Linked DNA regions of Homo sapiens: regions 2 and 3 are each linked to region 1. The links are chromatin contacts, found by Hi-C or POLR2A ChIA-PET in ENCODE. All regions are on one chromosome and are shown on one strand. Each heading gives the region's core, a stretch centred on a gene start or an enhancer-like site at or near the end of the contact. The rest is flanking DNA. Distances are from core to core; before and after follow the strand shown.

The links. A loop is a pair of places that touch in the nucleus more often than their neighbours do. ChIA-PET counts read pairs that join two places held with the same protein, here RNA polymerase II (POLR2A). Pooled maps may share reads with other maps.
Region 2: a pooled map shows a loop between it and region 1 (2.1-fold over the local background). The contact joins the enhancer-like site here to the promoter of DOCK9-DT in region 1. A Hi-C loop is called at or near these places in 1 of 37 single-sample maps with no recorded cell type and 4 of 50 pooled maps. POLR2A ChIA-PET finds 5 or more read pairs at or near these places in 1 of 52 experiments (A673).
Region 3: a map of naive thymus-derived CD4-positive, alpha-beta T cell shows a loop between it and region 1 (4-fold over the local background). The contact joins the enhancer-like site here to the promoter of DOCK9-DT in region 1. A Hi-C loop is called at or near these places in 1 of 168 maps with a recorded cell type or tissue (naive thymus-derived CD4-positive, alpha-beta T cell) and 4 of 50 pooled maps. POLR2A ChIA-PET finds 5 or more read pairs at or near these places in 1 of 52 experiments (naive thymus-derived CD4-positive, alpha-beta T cell).

The regions. Positions count from the first base shown.
Region 1 is chr13:99,084,784-99,089,493 of GRCh38, reverse strand. DOCK9-DT (DOCK9 divergent transcript) reads right to left here and starts at 2,771. Exons shown (of 1, transcript NR_047482.1): 1 at 869-2,771. It also overlaps a transcript of DOCK9 not described here. RefSeq lists enhancers at 1,086-1,645, 2,208-2,769 and silencers at 1,650-1,879, 2,460-2,519, 2,610-2,919, 2,960-3,439.
Region 2 is chr13:99,987,759-99,992,468 of GRCh38, reverse strand. No RefSeq gene overlaps it. Among named protein-coding and RNA genes, the nearest start is that of LINC00554, 7.8 kb to the left of the region's middle. RefSeq lists an enhancer at 1,212-2,161. Within about 2 kb of position 2,053, at least 2 of the 41 ENCODE cell types and tissues checked have a DNase peak (open chromatin) inside an H3K27ac peak, as active enhancers do; they include A673, where a contact is called at or near this core.
Region 3 is chr13:99,656,114-99,660,823 of GRCh38, reverse strand. The region is part of intron 1 of CLYBL (citramalyl-CoA lyase); the gene reads right to left. Among named protein-coding and RNA genes, the nearest start is that of MIR4306, 15 kb to the right of the region's middle. RefSeq lists enhancers at 1,066-1,581, 2,462-2,511, 2,522-2,611, 4,512-4,710. Within about 2 kb of position 2,848, at least 29 of the 41 ENCODE cell types and tissues checked have a DNase peak (open chromatin) inside an H3K27ac peak, as active enhancers do.

The sequences.
Region 1 (4,710 bases), core at 1,522-4,021:
TTAACACTAGGAATGTCCCATTTGTTATCAACAGCACTTCACCAGGAAGAAGAGGCTCCACTCTGGGTTGCTGGGTCCATCTTCCTGGGCTTAGTTCACGTTTCCATGCCGCCTTGTCTGTCAGAACCTGTGCTTGGTTAGACATTGCCAGTGACTACTGTTGGCACATTGTCTGTTGTTCTCTGCTTCCTAAATGAAAATCTGCCAATTCTAGAATATACTGAATCAGCAAGTAAGTACAGAATTTAGGAGTGGTAGAGATATGGATAAAATTGGTAGGTTTGGGGAATTCTTCACTTTCCAGATATACATATATTTAAATAAAATTTATGGTAGGTCATTGTCTTGGACTGAGCTCCTGAACTAGGCCCCAACAGACCAGACTAAAATGAAGCCACTGTGTTAGGTGCCACGTAACTAAACAGAGATTTTAAAAAACAGGAAAATCCCCAAAAGGGCCAGTTTTCCAAAAACCAGGAGATTCACAGCAACCAGTCAAACGGGGCCCAGTCAGCCTGAGCCAGCTAAGGCAGCCCCCTCTGCTTTAACCCATAAAGGAGAGTAACCTGAAGTTACCCGATGTGCTTTCGGCACTATGCTTTTCCCTTGTTCCTGCTTAAGTTACCTTAACAAAACCCAGCTGTTCTTCCATTCCCACAAGAGCTCCCGTCTATTTTGTAGTCAGAATGCTGCCTGGTTCATGCATTGCTAATAGAAGCCAATTAGATCTTTAAAACCATTTGTTGAAATTTTGTTCTTTAGACTACACACACACACACACACACACACACACACACACACTCTACTGTAATCATATAGCTCTTAAAAAAAGAAAAGAAAAAAGAATATAAAACCCTACAACCTTAGGTGCTTTTGTTGTTGTTTTTAATTTAAAAAGACAAAATTGTTCGCCTTGTATAGAAGTAGATACAGCTTAGAGAGCCAAGGTAACAAGAGGGGAAAAGTTTGTGTTGTCTGGTACTTTTGAGGGAGTCAGAAGCCTAAAGGGAGGCTCTAACTCATGATTCTCAGAAGACAACTGTTGTCAACAGTTCAAATGAGAACTGAACGGCCACACTCCTGCAGCTGAAAGGAGTCAATGCGAGCTGAGTTGCTCTCACCGAACAGAGTGCGTTCCCCGGGGAGGCAGGGAAAGGCCGGCTTGCACCTGCTCTGTCACCCAGCTCCACTCTTAGGACAGAAGAGGTCTGGAAAATGTCTGGGCCATTCCCTCATTTCACGGAGGAGGAAATGGGTTAGTGTGTAATTGTTTTTATCATCACCCTTGTTTTATCTTTCAATCTGCCAGGCTCACTCAATGCTACATCCTGCAGTCCCCACCCACTGGAGAAACAATCCGATCCTGCAAGTAATTATTGAGTGCGGACGGCATACCTCACCTCCAGACCTGCCCATTAAACCCAGAACGGAGGTGTTTTGCTCTCTGCGCTAGATCGGTATTTTCCCCTACCACTTTAAGATTACGCTTCAGGCCAGTGTTAGGCTTTCTGGTGGGGTGGGACGCAACAGGCGGCCTCCTCCACCGCAGCGATGGCGGCTATGAAACCTCTGGGTATTTGGGCGGGAGGCGCGGCAGGTATTCTCCCAAAACTGGGTTTTCAAGACCACCACTCTCTGCGGAGGCCGACCCGGCAGGTAAGGAACTGTCCATCGGAAGGCAACGGGCGTGGCGTGAGCAGCCCGACCAATCAGCAGAGCCGCCGTTCAGTCAGGCTCCCCGCCCGGGGTACCCGCCCAGTCCCCAACCACTGAGCATGCGCCGCGGGCCTGGCGCAAATCCCCGCCTGGCGCGCCCTCTCCGCGGCCCTGTGAGGGTTAGGCTGCGCCGGGCTTCCTCAGAGAGACAGAAACGGAGCCGGGGCGGGAGCGGGCCCTTAGGGACAGGAAAGCGGTTAGGGTATTGGGGGGAAAGTCCCTCACAGGGTGGCTGTCGCTAGCGGCCGCCAGCTCTGCGTCACGGTGGGCTCGCAAGCCGGCGCATCGCAGTTTCCCTGGTACCCCGCCTGGCGGTCCGGCGCGGAGGGGCGGCAGACCGGCTAAATCGGCCCCAGTGAGGGCCGCCGTGTCACCTGAGCCCCTTCCAGGCCGTTGTCCTCAGGTTACAGGCGACATAACCGAGGCTCCGAAGTATTGCCCACGTCCAAGGTGACGCAGCTGGCCGTCCCGGCGGGCCGGAGTCTGGGAGTCTCCCACGCCTGGCCCGGCCCAACCGTCATCGTCCCGCCGCGAGCTCCGTGCCTCCGGGGACTGAACGGTGGGGAGGCCGAGGCGCCACACGAGCGCGCGGCGCCCCGCGCCAGGTTCCGAGCAGGGACGCTCCGTCCAGGTCCGCCTGGCCGGCCGCGGGTTCCGATCGGTGCCACATAAATAAAGGCTACTTTCCTGAGACCTCTGTCCCCGCAGAGGCCCCGGGCGCAGAGGGGGGGCGTGGTGCACCGAGCTCCGACCCTGCCGGTGACTTCGGGGTCCCCTCGAGCGCAGCCGGGCTCCCTGGGCAGGAAACCCTGCTCCGAAACCGCGCATCGTCCAGCCTCGGCTGTGCGCCCTCTTGGTGGCGTGCGCAGTCCCCTCCTCCGGTCTTCGGACGTGCGGCCCGGGGCGGAGGCGGCCCCGACCCCCCACCTTCCCCAGTGAGGGTCCCGCGCGGCACGCCGCCCCTGCCAGTCCGGCCGCCTAGCTCCAGCGCCGGGCCGCGCCGACCTGCCTGGCCCGCCGTCCCGCCGCGGCGGCCCCTCCTCCGCCGTCCGGGCGCCCCGCCCCGCCCGCGCCGCGCCGGACACCCCGCCCCGAGGAGGCGGCCCGGCGAGTGGTCGCCGAGGGAGGCTGGTGGCATGGGGGAGCCGCCGCCGCCACACGCACGGTCGCCCGGAGCGAGCCCGGGCGCTGCTGCGATCGCGGGGGGCCGCGGACGCCGAGGGGGGCGCCTTGGGGCGTGACACGGTGCAGAGGGCGCGGCCTGGGCTGCGGCGGCCGGACTCGCGGCGAGCAGCGGGGGGAGCAGGCGGCGGCGGCGCCGGGAGCGGCGGGCGGAGCGGGCCGGGCGCCGAGGGCGCACCTGGCGGCCGCGCGGCCGGGCCGGGCCGCGGGAGCAGGCGGAGGCGGAGGCGGCGGGGGCAGGAGGATGTCGCAGCCGCCGCTGCTCCCCGCCTCGGCGGAGACTCGGAAGTTCACCCGGGCGCTGAGTAAGCCGGGCACGGCGGCCGAGCTGCGGCAGAGCGTGTCTGAGGTGGTGCGCGGCTCCGTGCTCCTGGTGAGTGCGGGACGACCGCGGGCCGGGGGAGGATGGCGGGGGCGCAGGCAGCTGCGGGCCCCGGGCCGGGCGCCTCTTAGTCGGCAGGGCTGAGGCAGAGCGGCCGACCCTGCTGGGTCCGCGGAATCAAGAGGTGGGGCCGGCGGGAGGGAGTTGGACAGGGGAGAAGAGAAGGTCCTGGAGGGGCTGCAACTCCCAGACCCCTCCCCGCCACCCAAGATCCTGTCCCCATCGCTGTCCCCTTCCTCCTGGGAAATTTCCGCAGAGTGATGTCGCCCTGTCACTCTTTTCACCCCGCTCTCTCCCAATTTACCTGCTTTCTGTCAACTGGGAAATTACACTCTCCCCCCTCCCCCGCATCCCTCCCCCGTATCCCTCCCCCGGCCTCCCTCTCCTTCCATGTTTTGGAGGGGCGCAGGGGAATTGAGGTGGGGGCTTCCTCATCCAGTCTGCGCTCAGGGTGGGAGATGCCCCTGCTAACCCTTTGAGTTGGCTGAACTCCAGGAGGGAAGGACTTCGGCATCCTCTCCTGCGCCCCCCACCTCCAAGCCGGTATCCTGAAGTTTGGCCGCCTTTTAGGAAGGCTTGGGGGGCATGATGGGAACCCTCGCTAATTTAGTATTGGTGCAAATTCCTGTGACGTTTGGGGGTTCTAAGTAAGCAAAGCCATCAGCCCAAAACGAATCTTCCCGTGGCAGAACGTCTTTAGAGAATAGGCCTCTGGGTGTGAGGAAGATGAAGTTTTCGATTAACTTTTTCACAGCCAGCGCCGGTCCTGCTGTATTTGGAAACGCACTACAACCCGATTCACCTGGATGGTGCGGGAGTGGAGCGACGTTTGAGCAGGAGCGAGCTCTGCAGGGCAGCTGGAAACTTTTAGCAGCTCCTTGCGTTGCCGCCGGCATTTGTTTTCTTGAAACGGGCTTGTTTGTGGGTGGGTGTGACTTGTGTTTGTTGGAACAGTGCAAGAAGATGGGCCTTGGAAGTGGTTGTCTGGGCCCTGTGGGGGATTGTCGGGGCAGAGTGCCGGGCCCCTTAACACAGGGGCGGATGCATCATTTTGGTGGCAGATCGATGCCCTTCCTGGGCAGACACAGAATTGCGTGAATGACGTTTGTGGAGATTGGAGATGAAGCTTCGCTGATTTCTATATCCAGTTTGCTCAGTTTGAATTTTCTCTCGATTGCTAGCTCTGCCAACTCCAAATTTCTCCAACTCCAGTTTGATCCATAGTAAACAAGGATTTAATTTTTCTATTTTAGGGAAGTCGATTAGGTAAGGAGTAGAGCAGGAGTTGGGAATAGACCAGAACCTGGCCATCTCTTCCATAACCAGCTAACTTCTGTGTGGCTTCCTGCATCTTCCTGAGTTTTGCCAGTGCATGTTAAGGATAAAGCCTGCAACTTCTTTGGCATCTTTTCTGTTCTCACACAGAAGTT
Region 2 (4,710 bases), core at 804-3,303, 900 kb before region 1:
AAGGAGCTCCGTGGCGGGAGAAAAGATGAAATTGTCAAGAGGAAGTTTAAAGGCCAAGGACACACGAAGTCTTTGAAACAATAAGGGTGAAGAAGTCAAGAAGCAGACTCGCCAAAGCCATATTGAAACAATTTATTTTATAGGATCCCTATATTTCCATAATTAGTAAACAGAGTCACACTGGAAACACGGGCTGTGGGCTCTCGAGCTCACACGGGCCTCTCGAAGAGGAGAAAGTCAAGTTGTCACGGGTCTCTTTCGCCTGGGTATTTCACAGGAAAATACAAGGAGGCGGGAGGCCCGAGAAAGCTGACTCCAGCGAAGTTTGCAATAAGGATTAACTGGAGAAAGGAAGTCCACAGCAATTAAAACCCCTACCCTGGCTCATTAGTATTCATGACTGAATGTCCAGCTTTTCTGTTTATCTTTCTCCCAGGATCAATATCGGAGCAGCGTGGGCCTGGGAGGAGCCCAAGTTGGGCCCGGCATGCGCCTGACCTTTCGCGCCCTCCCTCCAGGTCAGCGCATCTTCAGAACCGCCGGCCAACGCCACACAAACGCTCATTAAATCCACCATTCACAGGCGGGCCGGCGGAGGCTGGGGGACGAGCCCGGGGGTGAGGACGGGGCCAGGGGCACGCAGACCCAGGCGACTCCAAAGAGTTTCGGGAAACCACACTCGGCCACCTAACCACTGTGGGCCCAGTGGGCCAAGAGAGAGAAAAGAACAAGAACCAGCTCTGGATGCAGCGAGAGGCTCCAGCGCAGCTCCTGGCAGGCCCTCGCTGGCTCGGCCTTGTTCCAGACCCTAAGTTTAGGGGGGCTTTGCCTGGTGGTAGGGGGGAGACTGGCAACATAAGAGCCGGGGTGAAAAGGGAACCACACCCACACCTCCAGTTCTGCCAGTCAGGAGCCTCTGTAGGCCTCCGCCGGCCTCCGCGGAGCAGCCCAGTCGCTGAGCGTTAACTGCGATGATTATCTCTGACATTATTATTATTTCTACCCCCCACCTTCTCCAGCAGCTCTGAGCTCCCTTCTGCTCCCCAGGGCCACCGGCTTGGCCTTTAGGACAGAGATAAACCTAGCCCGGGAGGTTGGGAAAGGCAGAGGTTGAGGCCAGGTTCAGGGGACGCGGGGGCCAGGCAGCTCTTCCCTTACTCCAGATTTCCTTGGAGGTGAGGGGGCGCTCCCCTCCCTACACCCGAGGGCTGGAGGGCGCGCGGGCAGGCAAGGCAGCCTGGCCTCTCTCAGCCCCTGGAAGTGGGCTTGGGAGACCCAACTGCAGGGAGCCTTAGTCCCACGCCAGTGGCGCGAGTGCCGGCCTGGGGAGTGCCGCCCTGGGTGGGGGAGGACCCTCCGAGGCCGAATTAGGTTGAGAGCGCAGGGCAGGCCCGGTCCCCTCCAAGAGGCGCTAGAAAGGGCTGGGGGAGGTAGGAATGGGAGGAGGGGTGCGGGGAGCATCTCCTGCTGCCCACGCTAACCCACATTTCTGCGGCCTCAGGTCCTTCCCACTCACGCGAGCCTGTGGCTGGGAGGTGCGGAAGCTGAAGGAGGTGAGGGTGTGTGAGCATATGGTGTGAGTGTGTTGTGTGTATGTGTGTCTGTGTGTGTGCGTGTCTGTGTGTGTGCGCGCGCGCAAAGGCAAGGGACCTCCCCACACACTCTCTGCCTGGCAGCTGCGCTGAGCATCCTCTCGCTTCGTGGGGCAGGAGGGATGCTGGACGAGGGCAGGGCCTAGAGCAGGAGAAGGCGAAGCGAGGTGTCACCTCTTCAAAAGCTCGTCGGCTCCTGGGAACAAAAGAGAAACGTGGGAGGGCGACGAGGTGGCCCCAGCACCGAGAGTTCTCGGACTGTCGGGGCGGGGCAGGAGTGGGAGGACCCTGGTCTCGAATTCCCTGCCGAAGATCTTGGCTGTGGCAGCTCGGGGGCGGGGCGAGGCCTGGACTCGCTGGACCTAGTAGCCCACAGCCTTGACCGTGAACTCAGACCCTCAGGATGCCCTGGTTATGGCTTACAAAAGTTCTCATTTGCAACACCCTGTTCAAACGGCCACGGAGGCCTTTTCATGCTCGGGCACCCAGCCGGACTAGCCTGAGGGTTTTTGCCCGATCACCTGATCCAGTCTGGAAGGACCTAGTGTTTTTTTTGTTGTTGTTGTTGTTGTTTTTCCCCCGAAAATAAAAACCCAGCAATGATCTGGTGTCGGGAGGGGGGAAGTGGAGGGGAACTTCTTCCGGTCCAGTTCTGAGCTGCCAGTGAAAAACAGAAACCGTCCATTTAGGTCTGCTGGGGTAACAGTGGGCCAAGGAGCTCCGGGTTTCTGTGGAACCAGAGCGATATCAGACTATAATCAATCCATCCACAAATCATTATTGAACCTTTGGGTTCTGAGGACCTCTTTCCAGGACGTGTCTGCTAAAACAAACAAACAAACAACAACAACAACAACAACAAACCTACCCAAAGCTTCAACCAAGTCTTGATGGAGTGTGATTTTGAGGCCTTTATCACTGAGCCCTTGGAAGCAGGCCTAGCGCGCCCTTCCGATCATTTCGGTGGAGTAGTGTGGGGGAGGGTAGGACCCGAGTCTCTAGTGGGCGCCCGGTGGGTTCCCGCGGGTCCCCGATGCCACGGGTGAGCTCACCAGGGACCTACCGGGACACACCTCCCCCCGTCCTGCCGACCTGGGCGGGAGACCCGTCACCTCGCCGGCCCAGGCCTTCCTTCCTAGCCAACCCTGGGACGCAGAACAGCACAGAGTCCAGGGAAACCCGAGCCTCCGGTACAGTCTGTGATCTGCCCTTGATCTCAGGGTTTTGTGCGGAAAATAAAACCACTTGAGACTGAAAACATCCGTCTGAAAAAGAGACAAAAGGGCTAGGGGGTGGGGAAGAGGAAGAGCGAAGGTGCCGGCCTAGGGAAGAGCTCTGGGACAGCCAGGTATGGGCGTGCGGGTCCTGGGACGAGTTTCTTCCCTCGCGTCCAGCCGGGGCTTGGCCCCAGCAGCCTCCCTCTGCCCATGCCCCAAGCAGAACCGACGCGGCCTCTGATCCTGGAGTGACTTCCTCCCCGCCCCGAACTTCGTGGGATATCACTGAACCAGGGAAAGCTGATACCGATGCCGGTTATCATCCTGGGCATTAATAATGCAGTAAGGATCACGATAATTAATAATAATAATGACGGGCCTCCCGAGGGGGCTCCAGCTGCCTCCGGATAAAGCGACGCTCGCGCTGAGGGGACTTCTTAGGTGGTGGATGGAGGTGAGCGCGAAGGAAGCCGGCCTAGGCTCACTGAAGTTCAAGTTGACGGCGGCGGCTAGCAGAAACCGTGCTCCAGCCGCGGCAGGTTGGGCCTCCCTGCGGGCAGCTACCCGCAGCGCAGCGCGGGATCCCAGAGAGGGGCGAGGGCTAGCTTCAGTTTCGTGTCTCTGGAGTCAAGGCAACAGCAGGTTAGCATTTAGGTCCGTTTAGACAGCCGGGCAGGGATAGGGGTGGGGTTGGGGTGGGGGGGACGCCTGTCCCCCCCACCCCACCCCCAGGCCCAGGCCCAGGCTCCTGAGTGTGGTGCAGGCTGTTGGGCCGCGAGCCCCCGCGTGCGTTCTCAGTTGAGCAATTTTCACATCTTGACACTTCTACACTATTGCCATATCCCCTCCCCTCCATCCAGTCCTTCGGATTCGAAGGGCAGAAAAGAAAGGCCAAAGAGAGAGAATGGACCACCTTGTCGGGTCCGTGACTTGTTTGGACAAAGCCTTGGGAAGCGAGGGACCAGGGACTGGGAGCCCTTTCGAGGAAAAGCGGCTCCCGCCCGCTCCACACATCCTAGGGTGGACTCGGAGACCACTCCCAGGCTGTGATCTTCCTCGTTCATATTTTATTCTCCTGCTGAAAACTAGGATCAGCGCCCCCGCACCTGAAGGGGCCTCGGGTGGCTCTCTGACTTTCAGATGGGGAAAGCAATCGAACCAACTCAAGGCTGTGAGATCGGCCACCTCTTCTGGCCCTTTTTGTTCTTCCCCAGATGGGAAGAAAAGCCCCAAACCCCATGGTAAAATTGCCTTCCCCACCCCCATCTTGTCCTTCTCCTTAGATTTGGGGCTTCTCTCAAAACCAATTTCCACCAAAAAATAAAAAATAAATAAATTTTTAAAAAAGTTGAAACATTTCCAATAGGCCTTTTTGTTCTTGCACAAGTTATGACAAATATTTCATTTGACTCCTTCGTCCCCCCATGGGGGTGGGGGTGCTTTGGAAAACTCTAAACGATTTTCCTCACAGCTTATAATGTGTTCAATGAACTCTCCCAAGGATCAGTAACATATGCCAATTATTTTAATAATTTCGCCTAATATTATTAGGGGTTATAAATTTGATTTTAATGGGGCTCTGATTGCTTCAGGAGTTGGCGCTTGGGCAGTTCGCAGAGCCGCTGGGGAAGGCGAGCCTGGCCTCTGTCACCCTCTGGTCACTCCCCCACCCAAGGCTGGACGCCTTTCCTCCCCACTGAACAGGTATTGTGACCTCCGGGAGGTCAGGGCTGCCCCTCTCTCCCCAAGCACCCCTCAGGCCTGGCCAGCCTGGTCCAGAGGCTCATTCCAGGGCTGGAGGGAAAGGAGAGCAGGGAAGCCGCAGCCATCGCGCCACCCGCGCTCTGCGTCTCCACGGCGGTGCTGCGCGATCCTCTGGAGGTGTCGCTGCCACCACCCAA
Region 3 (4,710 bases), core at 1,599-4,098, 570 kb before region 1:
TTAAATATCCTTGCCTGTGATTGAAAGAAACAATTATTCAATACTCTTACAAGTACTGGTAAGGAAAATTTTAAAACCATGAGAAATTACAATAGAATCAAATTATGTAGACGGGATACATAGCTTTTAGAACAGAGCAAAGAATTCTAGGGAATATTTAAATATGTTGAGTCCTTTGAGTGTGGCTGTTTGTTGGTGGCCATTGGTGGGTTAGAATTGGGGGAGTTAGTGAATCAAAGACTAGAGAGACTATTCGCAAACACAGACGTTAATATGAGAACACAGGAGTATAAACTTAATGGGTAGATGCAGGGGCAACTCTAAATGCATCCCTGCATTGAACACAATACAGAGATTGTGTTCTCAACAGGTCAAAGGACCAATGAGCAAACGCTGGTACAAGGCTTGGGGACTTGGGGCAACAGAGTCCATGAAAGCATCAATCACCACACGTTTTTAAAAGTGGAAACCGAGGCAGTTACCCTGAAGGATGACCGACAGAGGAATAATATTTGGCTACCACTGTTCAATTGCCTTTCCCAAACACAATGCTTTGCTTGTTTCTCCGGCTTCCTGCAATCTTTCATGTTTTAGATACACACATTTCAATCCAAGTATTTCAGTTGCCATAACAACTTCATAAATTTGTTCTCAGATGTCCTTTTTAATCACATCATTTAAAACAAGCTGGATGTGTCGCTGGAGTGCCTCAATTTATTCCATTCGCACCTAGCTCCTAAGGAGTCTGGTATTTGTTTCTTTTTCTCTAAGAAGCTCAAACACCTGAAAATAACATCGCTATCTCCTCTCTGTCTCCACAGGCAAGGGAAGTTTTTTTAAAAATGCGTGTGTGGCCTTATTATTAAGTTTTTTAAATCCAGGTGATATTATGCCCAGAAATCGCCCCCTGGTTCACAGAAGAGAGACTGCTAACGCCACCCAGGTCTGTACAGGAGGCCCCTGCCCAGAGAATGCTGCTTTATTTCCACATATCAATTATTTATGCCGCCAAACAGGTTTTTGATAGAATCCTAGTGGTTTTAATTGGCTTCTGGTGACTATTACTATATAATACCTTTAAAATATCATCTACCTTATGATGGGAAAATAAAACTATGCCAATATGTAAGTTTCAACGGCATGCATTAATTTTTAAACTACTCCCGGATGTTTTAGGATTTCCTGCCAATAAAGAATAGGGCATAGTATTCCTGGCATCATTAAATAAATGACTTTTGCCAACATCAACAAGCAAACAATAGAAAACAGGACTCCACCAACAAATGAAAAGGGGGTGTCAAAAAATTCAAGCCTGGCTTTTTGCATATGTAGTGAAACTGAAGGCACTTCCCCAGCAAGTATTGAAATGCACAGATAAGAACACAAAAGGCCTTGAAGTGGTTTGAAGGGTCGCAATTTGCTATTAAACACAGCAGATGGAAACCTGTGAAAGCCCACTTAACGGAACTTTTGAATGCTCCTGTGTGAAATCAAGAGTCATGCACAAGTTAGGGCAATCACTGATTCTACAGTTTTTTAAATTGCACTCTCAGTTTGTTAGAGGAGAAATACACACACACACGCATATATATACATATATATATATACACACACACACACATAGCTTAGAGGATGATTTAGAAGAGGAATACTAATCCCCTCTCTGTCAGAAATTAAAATGCAAGGGTGAATAGCATGCAACTAAGTACCAGCAAAGAGTAAATATTGGTTATGTTTAGGAAAGAGCATAAAAACAGATGTGATATAAAGTTAGACCTTTCACTTCAAAAAATACTAAGCAACTAGTTCTTTGCCCCTGGGGGAAAAATCTCTTTTAATTATGTAAAAAGTGAAGAGACGGTAGTAGGATTCTTTACCTTTGAATACTAAATTAGGAAACAGCAGCATCAAAGGCAGGCTTGATCTGTTTTGCCTGAAAAATTAATAGGCTTTACAAGTCCTTTGCAATGGAGTCTAGGATTGCATAAAAAAAGAGGCTCTGGTGACACCAACAGTCCCAGGAACAAAATGCAGCTGTGGAGGCGGGTTGGGGGTTGGGAGAGGGTTTTTGTTGTTTGGTTTTGGGGGATTTTTTTTACTTTTCTTTAATCAAAATGGATAAACCCGGCTGCCGAAACTCCGCAGAGAACCTGCTCTGCCCGAGGCTTCCTCCCCACCCCACCTCCTTGTTCCTGTCCACACCCCGCCCCGCTGCCTGTGGCCGAGGCCTGTCGCCGGGCTGGAGGGCCTAGCTACCCCAACTCCGCGGTTTCAAAGCGCAGAGAGTTGAAAGGAGGGGAGGCCGGCGTGGGGGAGAGGGACACAGGAGGAAAGGCCTCAGTCAGAGTCCCCGGCAGCCTCGGGGTTTCGCGATGGTTCCCTCCTGGTCCCTCCTGGAAGTGGGAGGCGGACCCTGCGCTTTGCAGCAGAAACTTTCTGGGAGCCTGGAAGACTTGTCACCCAGTCCGCGGTCTCTCCAGCAGTGGGAGGAGCGCTGAAGGTGGTGATTACTATCGACAAACCTAAAATTCTTTCTCTTGAGAGCTCCCACACTATTCACCCCGAGTGGGCCTGCGGATGAAGCTGCTGGTGCCAAAAAGGGTAGGAGGGGGCGCCATGGCAGTCCCCTGCCGGCGGCCCCTTATGAAACCGGGCCGGTTGCTCTGCAGAGCGCACGCAGGCGGCCTTCTGCTCGCACATCGAACTGGCATCCTCGTCTTTTGTCCATGACGTCCCTGTGCCCCACTGCTGCAGCCGAGAGGGACCGCGGCACCAGCGGGCAGGGAGGGCTGGCGCGCCCCGCCAGGTCAATAGCAGGAAACTCCGAAGGCAGGGCGAGGAAGGCACGGGCTTGGGTTCTGCCCCGGACTGCGAGGAAACATGGAGACTCAGGGCGAGCAGCTCCTAAGGAAGCCGACTTGGCTTCTGTTCCTGGGAAAAGCGGATCAAGAAACTCGCTGAAGACCACTATTTACAGATGAGCCACAGCAGAGCTGCTTAATTCACTCAATAACAAACCTTAATTGCTCAAAACAAAGCAGCTAAGTCTCTTTAGAGTGCTTCAAAGGCCCTTCACATTGTAACTTGCAGTATAAAATGTATGCAATATTTCCAAAAAAGAAAAAAAATTCAGAATCAAGGATAAAGTTAGAACTTTACCTTAATCTTCTTTTAAAGAGTTTTTTTCCCCATCTCCCCCTCTAATTAGGTCAAAATTTAGATGTTATTATGATCTAACTACAATCTGTTTATTTTACTGCCTTTTTAAAAGAAAAGAGACATTTGTGCCTTAATCCTAAAAAGCCCCAAATCTGAATTTAAAAGAATAACATTATTGGACAATTATATGGAAAGTCAAGAAAGATTTTTGAAAGAACTATCAAAAGACAATATTTATATAGAATTCAAGCATTAGCGGTGAGCCTGACACAGCAAAACCATTGTATTTTCCACTAGTTTTGTTTTGCTCTATACAGCTGTGTTTTCACAGATGCAAAGCCATGTGTCTCCACCAAAAGGTTTAGCCCTCCCTTCAGATGTGAATGCGGATCAAAGGTTCAAACGCAGAAATACAAGATCCTTTTCCCTTTGGAACATGTTTTTATTTTTCTGCAGTGGCTGCAAACCAGAATTTCCATCTGTTGTCCTTCTGCAGTATACAGGTTAACCTTAACAGTGGGGCTCGGAGCACTGTTATCTCAGCTAAGAAGTGCACAGATGAAGCACGTCTGCATGTACCATCAGAGCAGCTCCCCAAGATGTCCACGCAGCTAAGACAGAATTGAACCAGGCAGGAGCAGAATCCATTTTAGTTGACATATAGAAATTAATTTTCATTTCTGTGCAACATCAGAACGGATGATGAATTTAAGATGGGGTTTTGCTTTCACACCACATGCACCTTGGTAAAGATAACATCAACCATGATTTCCTGTCTGTCCCTCCTCCTTCCTAGAGCCAGCAGTATGCAATAAGACATTTTGCATTTGAATCTCAGCTTGCTGAAAATTCTCTAACAACAGAAAATGATTTGATAAAACAACTCATTAATTTTAAGTATCTTACAATTTACCAACCCATAATTTTGAATGGAAATTTTAAAAAAATTTGTTACCTATTAATCCTTTTAATAACTCATCCTCTCAATTTCCATTTCTTTATCAAACATACCCTCAGAGTGACTGAGAGAGAAACAGGTTTCTCTATTACCTACTCTAAACATGGATTTACTGCCATGTAAACATTGGCTTAGGAGAACAGTAAAAATGCGGCAATGCAGCTAACAAGGTGGGAGGCTTTGAAGGTATTTCTGCCAGGTTTTTAAGGTCACTAAATGTTAAGAGAAAAATGAACTAGAGAGGAACATATATATATACCTATCTGTAGACGATCAAGAGAGGTTAGAGGGACAAATGGCGGGATGACAGATACAAAGCTTTGGCTAGTTCATGGGGAGATTTTACAGAAGCCCAAAGTGGAAAGTGCCGTGGACCCGACTGAACACCAATGTGTGAGTGCCATCTAGTGGTCTGCCTAGAACTGCACCCTGGTCTACTCCCTGACAAACACGCCACCCTAAGGTCTGGGGGTTCTCCACCCCATTTCTCCACCGCATCCTGGCTCATTCTATCACTCCCAACCCTTCTATCCGATTACTGTACCTTTTCTGCTCTAATTACAAATAAACTAAAAAGCCAAAAAGCCTCAGAA